Regions from separate parts of the Homo sapiens genome. Here region 1 is linked to region 2. Evidence: read pairs that join two places in POLR2A ChIA-PET (ENCODE). Cell type or tissue: PC-3. All regions are shown on one strand.

Region 1 (8,000 bases), 280 kb after region 2:
AACTTAGACAAGTTACTTAACTTCTCTGAGCTTCCATTTGCATATGTAAAAACTGCACATAATGATATTTATCAATCTAAAAGGAAGACGGAGGCTGAGGCAAAACATATAATTTAAAGGGTTTATTTGAGCCAAAGGGAGGACAGCTATCTAGAAGACTTAGATCCAAGTAACCTTGAATATAAGCTCCATTTGGCTTTTGTTACAAGCAGGTTTTTAAAGGAAAAAAAAAAAAAAAGGACGGGGTGGGCTTATACAAAGTCGTTTGTCAGGAATTCTCATTGGTTAACAGAGGTAACACTGATTAATGATTGGGTGCACATTGTTTAGCTATTGAGCGTGGATTTTAGTGTCTGATGTGACATTGTTCAGTTAATTTATAGCTATTTGCAGCAACAGCAAACAGTTTTGAAAGATGAATACATGGCTCAAAGCGGGGAGTAGGGTTTTTCTTGTGTTATTTATTGTTGTTTTTGCATGAACAAAAGGTCAGAATGTTAAGGTAGTCAAGTTCATCAATAGTTTTTTCCTTTATGCTTAGTGCTTTTTTGTTTTATTCCCTACCCAAGGTCATGGAAATATCCTCATATATTAATTAATGTTTTATCATTGAGTATGATCATTATTGTAAGTTTTTGGTATGTACACTTTTTAGGTTATTATAATTCCTATCAATTCCTGGTTTGCTAAGATATATCACAAAAAAATATATAAATTTAGAGAGATGTTTTCTCCTTTATTGAATGAGATTTTGTTTTATATTTCTCCTTTAAAATCTTAATGTATTAGGTTATGTTAATTTATTTTATAACATTAAATAAACCTGAGTTCTTGGAATAAATCATACTTAGTCATTACATATTACTTTTATATACATTATTGCATTTAGGTTGAAATTAATTGGCCTACAATTTTCCTTTTTTGTATTGACATTGTCTTATTTGGATATCAAAGTTAGACTAGAATTTACTATTTCTGAAGCAGTTTGTGCAAATTTGAAATTAACTCGTAATAAATATTTGTTAGAACATGCTTGTAAAAACATTTGGGACTTTGTTTTCTTTGAACCAGTGATTCAATTTTTTTGTTATTGTTCAGTTTGATGGAGCTTCCACCATCTTTGTAACACTGAGACTTAAGCTTAAATTTAAGTTTGTATTCTTGTAGGTAACTATGTCACAGAAAAAGACAAGAGAATTGCATGTAGGATTTTCTCTGTCTTAACTCAGAAATGATTCACATATTTTTTCACATTGTAATTGGCCCATATAACTGCAAAGAAGCTAAGAAATAAAGGAAAGTAAATAGAATACTTAGCAAGCTTTACTGTCTCTGGCAGCCTCTAAGTTCTTGGCCTGGACTACAGAAATAATACTTTGATTGATTGCAAGTTGGCAGTGAACTTGAAAATAAAGGGATGACCTGCCTTGATTTTCTGTCGTCTGGACATTCCACTGGTTTTGTATGCACCTAATGTCTTCTAGAATGGTTTCTGTTTTTCTTGTTTTCAGGCTTTTTTTTTTTATTGAGTCAGGCTCTGTCACTCTGTCACCTGGGCTGGAGTGCAGTGGCGCCATGCCAGCTCACTGCAACCTCCACCTCCCTGGCTCAAGTGATCCTCCCACCTCAGCCTCCTGAGTAGCTGAGACCAGAGGCACCTGTCACCACACCCGGCTAGTTTTTTATATTTTTGTAGAGATGGTTTTTTTTTTTTTTTAACTGAACACTGACTGATAAACCATTTTGTACCAGAAGAAGTCTGGAAAACAGACTTCAAAAGATAGAAATGTGGCCTACTTGGGTTTAGAGACATTGGCAACCGATAGTGGTAGCTCATTGCTTATACTGGAAAAATATGTATTTGTCTATTTTGATTTGATTGTTAATGTCTAAGTCATCAACAATCTTATTGTCATCACCAATTTTCTGAACTGAGCTAGTTCACAAATTGAACAGGTCTTGTGAATGTAGGAGAGTCTAGTCAACTTGATGAAAGATCGTACAACACTGGCACAATTATGTACTGCAAATCTGTTACCTGGCCTTTACCAAAAGAATCTGGGGCCATTTACAAGGGTGAATCCACAGTTGATAAAGTAAAATACCCAATCTTTTTAGGGATTACTTCTCATCAGCCTTGAGCTGATGCAAATTCCTCAGGACCATGAATCCTCTATACTCAGTTAAGCGGGTGGGCTTTAGAATTTGGGTGATAAAATGAAATGTTAACCCAAGTCCGTATCACGTAAAGCCAGGAACTCTGCAAAACCACAGTGTGCTAATCCCTGAAAGCATGGTTGAAATAGATTTAATTATGTACTGACAGCCTCCCGACATTGGCATACTCACTGTTGAAGTAAAGGCTTTAATGATAGAGATATGCAAGAAGTCCTTGGGATTTCTTTCTCCAAATAGTAAACAATAATTGATACTACATCCCTGAGGTAATTGAAAAGATCAGTGCCACCATCAAAATCTTGAAAGCTGCAGAGCTATTGATTTCTTTCAGGTCAGCATTAACTTATCTGTTTGCTCTATGCAGAATACAGATGAATCTGGAATAATGACAGCAGATTATTACAACTATAGTTGTTACAGATGTGAACTCCTTGCTGGATCTATAGCTGATACTCAGCTATTGATTTGGATAATGTTTTACCACTGTATTCTGAATAGCAAAAAAATATCAGAAGCAGCTTCCTCTTATCTGCAAGGTACTGCCATATATCTTCATTGTCTTAGTTCAGAGTTATGTTAGTATTCTGGTTTTCAGCAATAATCTAGTCCAGAGAAACCAAGTATTACCATTCTACAGGGCAGCATGTTGGTCCATTATATGGATGAGTCATGCTGAGTGGGCTGTGTGAGTAGGAAGGAACCAGTATTTTAGATGCCTTGATAACTGCATGCATGCCAGAGGTGGGAGAAACACCCCATGAAAATTCAAGGCATGTCATCTTGTTCATCTTGATGAAACTTCTAGGGTTGGGTAGACTGGGAAATGTGATATCTCATAAGAAAGAGAATATAAGTCGCTATGCCTTACACCCTCATCATTAAGGAGGCACAATATTTTGTGAACTTCTTTGGTTGTTAAAGGCAACATTCCCCACTTTTGAGTGTACTGCTCTGACTCATTTACCAGATGACAACCAGTAAATTTGCCAGTTTTGAATGGACCTAGACTAAAGGAGGCACTGCAGCTGGTCTGGACTGCTGTGAAAACCACTCCACTATTTAGACCTAATGACCAAGCAGACCCAATGATGCACAACATGTCTATGGCAGCTAGAGGTGCTGTACAAATGGAGCTGTGAGAAAACCCAGTAGGAGAAACAGTGCAGATACCTAGGGCTTTAGAGCGCGGCCATGCTCTATTCTGAAAATGATCATTTATTCAGTTTGGAAATAGTTCTTAATTCTCTACTGGGCCCTAGTAGAGACTGAATGCCATACCACCTAAGTAGCCCATCATGAGTTAGGTGTTATCTCATCCACCAAACCTTACAATTGGGTGTTCGTAGAGTACTCCATGATCACAAGAAAAGAAAACTGCATATGAGATGGAAATGAAGTTGATCTTGAAGACGAAACTAAGTTGTGTGAGTACCTGGCACAGACTCCCTTGGCACCTACTTTTGCTGTCTTGCCAACTTGTTCTCAACTCACACCTCTAGTCTCCTAAGAAATATCCCTGATGAGTTGTCTGAGGAAGGAAATATTTGGGCCTCTTTCATGGATGGTTTCACACAATGTGTTGGCACCAGCTAGGGGGAGACTTACTATAATGTTAAATGAATTTATAGTGGCAACTAACTTATATAATAGATACTCCATAAATGTTAGTCTTTCTTATCAATTTCCAAACTGTGTTCTGTAGCATGTCACTAAGTAAGATACTTGAAAAGAATTCCTGGTCTATACAACATTTTTAATAGAAACTTAAAAAAAAAACTCCAGGAGTTCTAAAGGAGTTAGTATAGTAAGATACATTTTGAATTTCAGCATTTCTCAAGCTTTAGGAGTTCTAAAGGAGTTGGTATACTAAGATACATTTTGAATTTCAGCATTTCTCAAGCTTATTTGACTCCAAGACTCCTACTTCATAGAGTATTTCACAGGATTAGTGCTTTTCAGAATCTACCTTGGGAATTTCAGCAATTCAGACTTGGACAGAATATTAGTTCTGATAACCAGGAATGATTTGGGTACATTCAATCATTCCAGTTTTTTCAGAATATTAGTTTTGATAGCCAGGAAGAAAAGTGTTAAATTTTTACACTAACTCTAGGATGTGACATGTGCTCATCTTGGCTATTCTAAATGACTAGAATTCTTAGTTCAAAAAGATATTTTAATAGAAAATCCTTGCTATGAGGGTAGCGTAGGTGACACTACCCAAAAGGAGCATGTAAATCAAATTTAATGATGATTTTTCCATTTTATAATAGGGATTAGGGTTACAAGGAGATCACAGCTCTCTGAATCCAATTAGGACTAATAAAATGCATGCTTTGAGCTTACAAATGAATTGATTTAGAGAGGAAATAATTATAATAATAAGCATGATATTTGGCACTATGATTACATATTAGGTTATTCAGATTATTAAAATCATTCTTATTTTCAAAACTGAATGTACATAGTTTTGCACAATGCAATGAAGTTTATGGAGTCTGAAGTATATTATACTTTCTTTTGAGACACTGATGGAAGGAAAGAATTGTAAACAAGATAAGGGCTCGAGGTTAGGATAAAGAAAAAAATTAGACCTTATTAGAGATAACTGTGTTATTAATGAACTTTTATAACAGACTATAGCAAATATTATCTGGGGAAAGAACAAAACATGATTGATCAGACCAAATTTCTGAGAACTCTATTAATTTGAGAAGCCTGTGAGTGAGTATGCTTATCCAATGAAGCTTAGTTTGATTTTGATCCCATTACTGCCCCCTTGCTATCAAATTTAACACTTAATGTTCTTTTTGTAAGTGATAGGAGATGAAGAGGTGGTAAGGTCCAAGAAAGTACACCTTTTTGCAGGCACCAGTACCATGTCCAGCTCTTCTCAACCAGGGTTTTAGGAGAGAATTGAAGCACGATGCTCTCAGGAATCTATTATAAGCAATGAATTAACTTCCCTCCTATGCATCTAAAGTGATACTAGCTATGTCTCATCCTTGGGATAATTGAGAAAATAGTCATTTGATAATTTTCTGTTGGCCTAGTTCTCTAGTGGAAACATTTTAAGCAGAGGCTATTTTGGACCACTGATCACAAAACACCTGTCAATGAGAGTTTTAAAAATTCTTGCATGCTGTCTTCACTGATTTGGATTCCATTGATCAGGAATGGGATTCAGCAGTATGTGTTATAAAAATCTCTCTAGATATTTCTGATATAACCAAAGTCTGGGAACGACCGCTCCAAATATAGAATACTGGTAGCCAAGATGCTTTATGAGACAAATGTTCCATGGCCTACAGTGCCCCAGTTGGGGACTTACAATGACATTGATGTATTAAAGAATCTCAATTGTCCTAGAGTTACTACACAGTTATCCCAGGTTTCTGAAACTTATTTCAAGATGGAAAACGTTTTTGCTGGATACCTGTAATTATCTTGTGGAACCAGAGTGCCACAGAAGCACTTTGGGAAATGAGGCTAGAGAATGGCTGTTGGCATCCGAGAATGCAGGCTTCAGCAGGGTCTTCTGCAGCCAATTTCCACACAACCTCCCTGCTCTGTCACCTTTAGAAACACATCCTTTTGGGTCTTAGAAGTTTTTCATTTCAAGAGTCCCTTGTTTTTCAAACAGTAAACTGACTTTGTTGATTACACCAAAATAAACTCCAGATGTATTAACATTTTAAATGTTACGTTTAAGTTCATAAAATTATAAGAAGAAAAAAATAAAGTTTTCTTCATTCATGGAGTGGAGATAACCTTCCTAGATAAGACACAGAGTCTAGAAGCCATTAAGAAAAGGTTGATAAATTTTATTACCTAAAATGTAATACTTCTGTATAGCAATTATGATTAAATATATGACATATATAAAAATACATAATCTCAATATAAACAAAATAACACAATGGTAAGCTGAGGAAAACATTTGTAATATATATGCTAGGCAAGGGATGATTTCTTTAACATGTGAAGGATTCCTAATCAGTAAGAAATGACAGGCAAGCTAAGAGCAAATATGCATATGAACCAACAGTTCACAGAGTAACAACTACAGATTCTCAATAATTACTTGAAAAGAGGGGGCCAGATATGGTCCAGTCAAGGACCTGTGTGATTACCATTCCCTCTGCCTAAACTGTCCCTTCCCCAGATTTTCTTTTGGCTCTCAGGCTGACCTGTGAAGCCTTTGGGTCAGTGTCACTTTCTCAGGAGGCCTTCCCTGCTTCACACTGCACACTCGGCATTCCCCATTTCCTTTCCTTGCTTTACTTCTCTTCATAGAATGTATCACCATCGGATGTACCATATATTTTCTTATTTATCTGGTTATTGTTCATTTATCACCATTAGAAGACAAGGTCTATGAAGGCAGGGAATATGGTGCTGACTGCTATAGCCTTCACACTTAGACCCATACCTGGCATATAGTAGGAATTTGACAAATATTTGCTGAATGAAAAAATGAATAAATAATAAGATGCTCAAGTTGGTCATAATTAAAGAAATGCAAGTCCAAACAACCATTTTGACTCAGTAATGATTGACAAACTTGTCAATAATCAGTCAAAATGTTTTAATCCCTCCCTATATGTTAAAGCCTATACTAGCGGTTTTATTTTTAGAACTCCAGAACCAAACTCTTCATCTTTGCCCCCACACCTGATTGTGTGATTCGCCTACTAGATTGATGATGTCACTGTCTTTCTAATCCTTGACTCCTCTTTCTTCCTTTTGGTTGACTCATCTGGATGACTGAAATAACTTCTTTGGTTCCCCTACCTACAGCTTTGATCAGTGCCATGCTAATCTGAAACATAGCTGAAACTAATCTGAATCATAGCTCTGCACCTGCCACTCCCCTGTCCAGAAGCCTCTGTGGTCTGTTCCTCACCATAGTTGTCTAGGTTTTCCATGATCCAGTCAAACCTCCCTGCAGGCTACCCTGCTAGATATGCACAGCCCAGTTCCAGAATCCTAAATATACCCAGAGCTTTGTTCCTTTGTAGTTGTTCTGTGTTCTTTAATGTGATGGTGCAGCTACAGGAGAGGCTCTGGAAACAAAGTTTATTATGCTCACAGGCCCTAAAAATAGGAGGCATGCTACATCACTCAAAGTCATTTGAGGAACACCAGGTTCTGGTCAAGAGGTAGAAGACAGGAGCAAGAGGAAGGCAGGCTAGAGCTTTTACTGGGGTTTCTGCGGGAAAGGCAAGGCTGGGCAGGGCAAACAGTTTAGGATTGGCGAGTTTGAATCATTTCATGGGGCTCTAAGCTATAGGGATGGTCCTTAGGTGCCTGATATCCAGCCCTGGGATGATTAAGTTAGAGGAATGTCACCTCCTGGGGTGTACTGGCCAGATAGAAGTGTGGCTCTAGATGATTAGTTTACACATCAAAGGTGAGCAACCCACTGAGAGCACTTTGCCAACTCTAAGAATTGGCTAGCTCTGGGAGGGGCAGAGTCTTCTCTCCAGCCAGCAAGGTTTGTAAAATGTCAAGACATCGTAATAACAGTCATGACCTTTCTGTCAATAATGGACCACATATATGACAATGGTCCCATAAGGTTATAATGGAGCATAAAAATTCCTATCGCTTAGTGAAGTTGTAGCTGTCCTAACATCCTAGCGCAACACGTTACTCACATGTTTGTGGTGATGGTTAATAAATGACTATATTACTGGCTTATGCTTTTTCTATACTATTTATCATTATTTTAGAGTGTACTCCTTCTACAGTCACATGACACATGATGATATTTTGGTCAACAATGGACCTCATCTATGATGGCGGTCCCATGAGATTAT
Region 2 (8,000 bases):
GATCCTCCTGCCTCAACCTCCCCAAGCATTGGGATTACAGGCATGAGGCACCATGCCCAACCACATAATTTTATTGGGATATGAAATTCTAGGTTTTTGGTTCTATTTCAACACATTAATTTTCTTTAGCACACTCTTTTCTTGCTTGTATGATTTTTTTTTTTTTTTTTGAGATGCAGTCTCACTCTGTTGCCCAGGCTGGAGTGTAGTGGCGCAATCCCTGCTCACTGCAAGCTCCACCTCCCGGGTTCACACCATTCTCCTGCCTCAGCCTCCTGAGTAGCTGGGACTACAGGCACCCGCCACCACACCCAGCTCATTTTTTGTATTTTTAGTAGAGACGGAGTTTCACCTTGTTAACCAGGATGGTCTCTATCTCCTGACCTCGTGATCTGCCTGCCTCGGCCTCCCAAAATGCTAGGATTACAGGTGTGAGCCACCATGCCCTGCCTCTTGCTTGCATGATTTCTAAAGAGAAGTTGGATGTAATTCTTACCATTGTTTCTCTGTACATAAGCTCTATTTTTCTTCTCTGGCTTCTTTAAGGATTTTCTCTTGATCTTTGACTTTTGGTAGCTTGAATACGATATGCCTAGGTATAAATTCTTTTTTTCATTTTTCTTTTATTTATTTATTTATTTATTTGAGATGGAGTCTCGCTCTGTCGCCAGGCTGGAGTGCAGTGACGTGGTCTCGGCTCACTGCAATCACCACTTCCTGGGTTCATGCCATTCTCCTGCCTCAGCCTCCCGAGTAGCTGGGCTTACAGGTGCCTGCCACCTTGCCTGGCTAATTTTTTTGTATTTTTAGTAGAGACAGGGTTTCACCATCTTGGTCAGGCTGGTCTTGAACTCCTGACCTCATGATCTGCACGCCTCGGCCTCCCAAAGTGCTGGGATTACAGATGTGAGCCACCGTGCTCGGCCATGCTTAGGTATAAATTCTTCTAGTATTAATCCTGCCTGGTGTTCTCTGAGCTTCTTGGATCTATGGTTTGATGTCTGTTGTTAATTTTGAAAAATTCTTGCCATTATTATTTCAAATATTTCTTGTGATCCTGTCTCTCTTTGTTCTCTTTATTTATATTCTTACTACATATTAATCATTACATATTAATGATATTAATCATTTCTTATTTCTTGAATTCTGTCCTATTAAAAATTTTTTTCCTTGAATTTTAGTCTTCGAGGTTTCTTCTCCTTCCTCTCTCTCTCTCTCTCTTTCTCTCTCTCTCTTTCTCTCTCCTTCCTTCCTTCCTTCTTTGTTTGTTTGTTTCTTTCTTTCTTTTGACAAGGTGTCACTCTGTCACCCAGGTTGGAGTGCAGAGGCACAATCTCTGCTCACTGCAACCTCTGCCTTCTGGGTTCAAGTGATTCCTGTGCCTCAGCCTCCTGAGTAGCTGGGATTACAGGCATACGCCACCACACCTGGCTAATTTTTGTATTTTTAGTAGAGACAACATGGTTTCACCATGTTGGCCAGGCTGGTCTCAAACTCCTGGCCTCAACTGATCCACTCGCCATGGTCTCCCAAAGTGCTGGGATTATAGGTGTGAACCACCGTGCCTGGCCTAATTTTTGAGGATATTGACTTATCTTGAAGCTCACTGATTCTCTCCTTGGCCTTATCTACTCTATTGATGTGCCCGTCAAAGGCCTTCTTCATTTCTGTTACAGAATTTTTGATTTCTAGCATTTACTTTAGATTGTTAGATTGTTAGAGCTCTAGTCTTTCTGCTTGATAACATGATTTTTTTCTATTTTTTATTTTATTTATTTATTTATTTGTTTTTTGAGACAGAGTCTTGCTCTGTCGCCCAGGCTGGAGTGCAGTGGCACAATCTTGGCTCACTGAAAGCTCCGCCTCCTGAATTCACACCATTCTCCTCCCTCAGCCTCCCAAGTAGCTGAGACTATAGGCGCCCACCACAACACCCGGCTAATTTTTTTTGTATTTTTAGTAGAGACGGGGTTTCACTGTGTTAGCCAGGATAGTCTTGATCTCCTGATCTTGTGATCCACCTGCCTCGGCCTCCCAGTGCTGGGATTACAGTTGTGAGCCACCGCACCCAGCCACATGATTTTATAGCTAGAAAACCCCATAGTTTCTGCCCAAAAGCTCCTTGAACTGATAAACAACTTCAGCAAAGTTTCAGGATACAAAACCAATGTACAAAAATCAGTAGCATTCCCATAAACCAGAAAGCACCAAAACAACAGCCAAATCAGGAACACAATCCCATTCACAATTGCCATAAAAAGAATAAAATACCTAAAAATACACTAACCACATAGGAGAAAGACGTCTACAATGAGAATCACAAAACACTGTTCAAAGAAATCAGAGATGACACAAACAAATGGGAAAATAGTCCTTGCTCATGGATAGGAAGAATCAATATCATTAAAATGGCCATACTGCCTAAAGCAATTTAAAGATTCAATACTATTCCTGTCAAACTACCAATGACATTCTTCACAGAACTAGAAAAAATTATTTTAAAATTCATATGGAACCAAAAAAGATCCCAAATAGCCAAGGCCATCCTAAGCAAAAAGAAAAAAGCTGGAAGCATCACATTACCCTACTTAAAAACTATACTACAAGGCTATGGTAACTAAAACAGTGTGGTACTGGTACAGAAACTGACACACAGACCAATGGAACAGAATAGAGAGCCCAGGAATAAGGCTACGCACCTGCAAACACCTGATCATCGACAAAGGTGACAAAAACAAGCAATGATGAAAGGATTCCCTATACAATAAATGGAGCTGGGATAACTGGGTAACCATATGCAGAAGATTGAAACTGGACTCCTTCTTACGCCATATAAAAAAATCAACTCAAGGTGGATTAAAGACTTAAATTTAAAACCCAAAACTATAAAAACTCTGGAATATACCCTAGGAAATACCATGCTGGACACAGGAACTGACAAAGGTTTCATGATGAAGATGCTAAAAGCAATTGCAACAATAGCAAAAATTAGCAAGTGGGATCTAATTAAATAGAAGAATCTCTGCACAGCAAAAGAAACTACCAACAGAGTAAACAGGCAACCTACAGAATGGGAGAAAATTTTTGCAAACTGTGCATCTGACAAAAGTCTAATATCCATCTATAAGGAACTTAAACATATTTACAAGGAAAAAAACCAAGCAGCCCCATTAAAAAGTGGGCAAAGGACATGAACAGACACTTTTCAAAAGAAGACATACCTGTAGCCAACGTTCAACATCACTGATCGTTAGAAAAATGCAAATCAAAACCACAATAAGATACCATCACACACCAGTCAGAATGGCTACTATTAAAAAGTCAAAAAATAACAGATGCTGATAAGGTTATGGAGAAAAAGGAATGCTTATACACTGCTGTTGGGGGTGTTAATTAGTTCAACCATTGTGGAAACCAGTGTGGTGATTTCTCAAAGAACTAAATACAGAACTACCATTTGACCTAGCAATCCCATTACTGGGTGTATATCCAAAGGAATATAAATTGTTCTACCATAAAGACACATGTGTATGTTCATCATAGCACTATTCTCAATAGTAAAGACATGGAATCAACCTAAATGCCCATCAGTGGTAGACTGGGTAAAGAAAATGTGGTACACAAATACCATGGAATAATATGCAGTGACAAAAAAAATAGAACAAGATCATGTTCTTTGCAAGAATATGGATGGAGCTGGAGGCTATTATCCTTAGCAAACTAATGCAGGAACTGAAAACCAAGTAACGCATGTTCTCAATTAAAAGTGGGAGCTAAATGATGAGAACATATGAACACAAAGAGGGAAAGAACAGACACTGGGGCCCATCAGAAGGTGGAGGGTGGGGGGAAGGAGAGGATCAGAAAAAATAACTATTGGGCACTATGCTTAGTAGCTGGCTGACAAAATAATCTGTACACCAAACCCCTGTGACACAAGTTTACCTATATAACAAACCTGCACATGTACCCTAAACCTAAAAAGTTTTTTAAAAAAGAAATAAACACACCCAATTTTAGTTCTTACCAAAAAAGAAAAATCATTCTGCTTACATTGCCCATCTGTTCTTGTAGGTTGTCCATTTTTTTCTATTAGAGCTCTTAGTATATTAATTAAGAGTTATTTTAATTTCAAAATCTCTGCTGTATCTGAGTCTGGTTCTGAGGCTTGCTTTGTCCCATCAGACTGTGTTTTTTGTTGTCGTTGTTCATTTTGCCTTTGTGCATGCCTTGTAATTTTTAGTTGAAAGCCTGAAATGATTAGGTCAAAGGAACTGAGTTAAATAGGATTTTAGCATGAAGTTTCATGTTTGGCTACTTAGGTTGTGTTTACTTTTTGCTGCATCTGTGACATCAGGGGCAAAAGTTGCCTCTAGCATTCTTTTGTCTCGCCCGTTTTTTGAGTTTTCTTAGAGACCTATTAAATAGGGACTGAGACTTGCAGTTCTGTTAGCTGTAATCGTGCTATTATTCAGGAGCTGGACTGATATGGTGGTGAGGTGTGGACAGAGGAGACGTTTTCTATAATCCTACAGTGAGGTCTCAGTGTTTTAGAAATCCTGAATTGGGTATTCCCCTTCTTCCAGGTTGGTTAGGCTCTGGTTAAACTGCAGTATGTCAGGAACTTGGAAATTAGTTTCCCTTGAAGTTGGGCCTTGTTAAGGAGAAGAGAGAGCTCTCAGTGTTGTTCAAAAGGTTACTTTTCCCCTCCCTCTGCATAGGGGGATTTTTCTCCAGTCCTCACAATGAGAACCTGGAGAGAGTACTGGAGATAAACCTCTTCAATGTGTGAGAGGCTCCATAAAATCAGGTTCCCTTAGAGTTTTAAAATTCTCATGTTTGTCCACATGGAGCCTTCAGCAATTCATCCATATTAGCTTAAAACATTCCTATGGATATTAGATGTGGCGAAGGGCTTCTGCTCCATGTAAGCTGTGGTTTTCTGAATCCACCTGTTTGTCTCTGTAGTTTTCAGGGCAGCAGTTGCCCTGTAACCTCAATTCTCTGATGGATCTAGGAAGAATTATTGATTTTCAGTTAGTTCAGCTTTTTTCTTGTCATGAGGATAGGAGTGATGACTTCCAAGCTCTTTACATGTTGACAGACATCAGCAGTTTACCAGGTCTGTTTCTGATACTTAAATTAATATAGAGTCACTGTATGTCTATATGAGTAGGAAGTAGTGTCTTTATCTTGGAACCCCCTGGCTACACTGTCCTAGAACCAGAGCACTTAGTCTAGTCGGTGGAGTTTTCAGACATCCCTCTGGGAGGAATTGCAAAATCTGACCAGTCCACTAACAGATTTCCCTTTTTATCCCTAGTTGTTTCTGTTATTGCAATGACTACATTAGACTATGTCACCATGGAAAAGACATGGCCTTCCCAGCCAGATGCATCCTTGCCCACTACTTCCATAATGCCACACACAGTTCAGACTGCAGTAGATTTTTGAGGAAGGATGGCCTTGTTAGCTTAGTGTCATGCTTGTCTATGATGCTCCAACCTTGGGCTCCTGAGGTTATAATCCATCCTCATACATTCAGCCAGTGTCCCAAAGTGAACCCACCATGCTAGGTAGATGAATTAATAGGCGCATCTTCAAACTCCAATTCCCCTAAGTTAATGGTGAATTCCTTCTCACTTGACCTTCCTTTCTTGTAAGTAGGACTCACTCAGGACCACCTCAGTTCATCAGGCCTTCAAAAATGGGAGGGTTCCCACACTAGATCTATTTGATTTACCCACTGGTTGTTCAGAAACTAGTCCTATATGCCCAGGGGTATAGAGAGAGGTAACATTGTTAAGGCACCTGTGGGTCTTCAGTGGTGTCCCATGAAGCTGGAGCCACTTTGCTTGCATTTGCATGGAGGTTTCTACTGTCATATATTCAAGCTCAGATATGTCAGTGACTGAGACTTCACTTCCAGCATCCCCCAGCAAATGTGGTCCTTCACCAACGTAGAAAACCCAGCTAGCTCCCTTACCTCCGGTTGGACAACTGTGAGGTGTAACTAGCGCTCCAAAGTTTCTCTGTGGGAATGGCGGTGAAGCAACTTCATCTCCTTGTTCAGTTTCTTTCCTTTCCTTGTTCTGCTTTCTTCACCTGCTCACTGAACTCCCTTGGAAGCACTTCCCTAATCAATCGCTTCTCATGATCCTCATCTCGGGGTCTGCTCTTGGGGAACTCAACTCAAGAAACCATCTAATGAGGTCAAGGCAGTGAATGCCTTCTATTGTATGGATGTATGTATGTATGTATTTGAGATGGAGTCTCGCTCTGTTGTCCAGGCTGGAGTGCAGTGATGCTATCTCAGCTCACTGCAACCTCCGCCTCCTGGGTTCAAGTGATTCTCCTGCCTCAGCCTCCCGAGTTGCTGGGATTACAGGCATGTGCCACCATGCCCAGATAATTTTTGTATTTTTAGTAGAGATGGGGTTTCACCATGTTGGCCAGGCTGGTCTTGAACTCCTAACCTCAAGTGATCCACCTGCCTCAGCCTCCCAAAGTGCTGGGATTACAGGCATGAGCCACCACGCCCGGCCGGCAGTGAATGCCATCTAGTCTTACATTTTCATAGCCAAGAGGGTCCCTCAGTGTGCTCCAGAAGGATTTGTTTCCTCCAAGTGGAATGGCAAACACCGTTGAAATGGTAGCTACTCATACAAATAAATGAAATTCTCTATTTCTGCCCAAGAAAACTCTTTTCTATTGGTTGCTCCAATATTTTTACTTATTATTTTTCTTGTGATTATCCCTAAGAGGCTTGAAAATGGCCAAGGTCCACAGTCACCAAATAATTCACTTGACTGATCATCATATTCAGGAAACTTGCTTGAGTATTTACTCTGAAGTCAAAGACTTTCTGATGCCTCCTTTCCCAACCTCTCCTTTTTTTTTTCTCCTAGTGCCTTTATTCAGGTAAAACTGACACCCATATGTCCCCTGTCTTGCCCAGTCAAGGCCTATGCATGGAAATGATTAAACCAGTTAGTGGCGAAAGGCATGGTTTCTACTTTTCTTCACTTGGTAAGAGACGGTGGGGGAAGGTCAGGATAAGTAATGAAAAGCACTAGATGGTGCTCAAGACATTTCAGAGATCAGACAATCAGTATGAGGAGAATTCTGGAACACAGGGGCCTTTGAAGATACCCTCTGGCATTTGTCCCCAGTACACAGTTGCTGGTTGTAGGCTATTCCGTATTCACAGTTTGTAGATTAATCCTCGTGAGAGAGGGGTGTGCTGCCCCTTGTCCCCATCTCTGTACCTCACCTGGTGCTGGTGAGAGCTCAAGAATACAGGTTACTTGGGTTTCAGGTCAGCAACACAGGTGGCTACGGGAAGTCTACATGGTGTGGTGGGCGAGGCCTCAAGTTCAGCAGAAGACAAGCTTGATTCAAATCCTGGCTCTACACTTGTGAGCTATGTGGCTATAAGAAAATCACTGAACCTCTCTGTGGCTCCATTTCCCTGGATAGAAAATGAAGATAATGATAGTGACCTCCAAGAGTTGTTCTGAAGCATAGAAATGAGATCAAACATGTGCAATGGTTGGCACCAAGTAAATACCTGAGAAATAGCAATTCCTATCCTCCCATACAGCAAGGTTTAGTAAATGACACTAGGTTTATCTGAGTCATCATTCAGCTTTATAAAGACTGAACATGCCTCCCTCGCCCCACAATTAATCCCCCAAATTAACATTTTGGAACTTTGAAATCAGAAGGTAATTTTCATGTCACCTTGTCTAACCCACCCATTTTGCAGGTGATAAAATTGAGGCCTAGAGGATTCAGGGCTTTGTTCAAAGCCTGCTGTTTCTCCTCTATTACCCCTTGCCCTACACCTTGTTAATTATCACCTTTTTGAAGTCCATGTTTACAAATCCTGGTGAATGTTTAGCTATTTGCGCTTGCAGTATTATTTTGTGAGGTGTGGCCATGAGGGGTTATTTCAGGTCTTTCGCTATGGTCCCCCAAAAGGAAAATGCTGTCAATTC

What was found. Peaks named below come from ENCODE experiments on the same cell type or tissue, not always from the same donor. Only the 100,000 strongest peaks of a DNase experiment are listed, where the experiment ranks them.
Region 1: POLR2A ChIA-PET joins it to region 2 with 21 read pairs; 3 of 35 experiments call an interaction of 5 or more read pairs at or near these places.

Annotation. Positions count from the first base shown.
Region 1 is chr10:62,419,272-62,427,271 of GRCh38, forward strand. It overlaps a transcript of ZNF365 not described here. Among named protein-coding and RNA genes, the nearest start is that of ZNF365, 49 kb to the left of the region's middle. In PC-3, CTCF peaks have their summits at 3,225, 4,954 and 5,158; DNase peaks (open chromatin) are centred at 2,890, 3,020 and 6,990; H3K27ac peaks cover 1,635 bases.
Region 2 is chr10:62,140,562-62,148,561 of GRCh38, forward strand. No RefSeq gene overlaps it. Among named protein-coding and RNA genes, the nearest start is that of LINC02621, 110 kb to the right of the region's middle. In PC-3, a CTCF peak has its summit at 7,071; no DNase peak of the experiment used is centred here.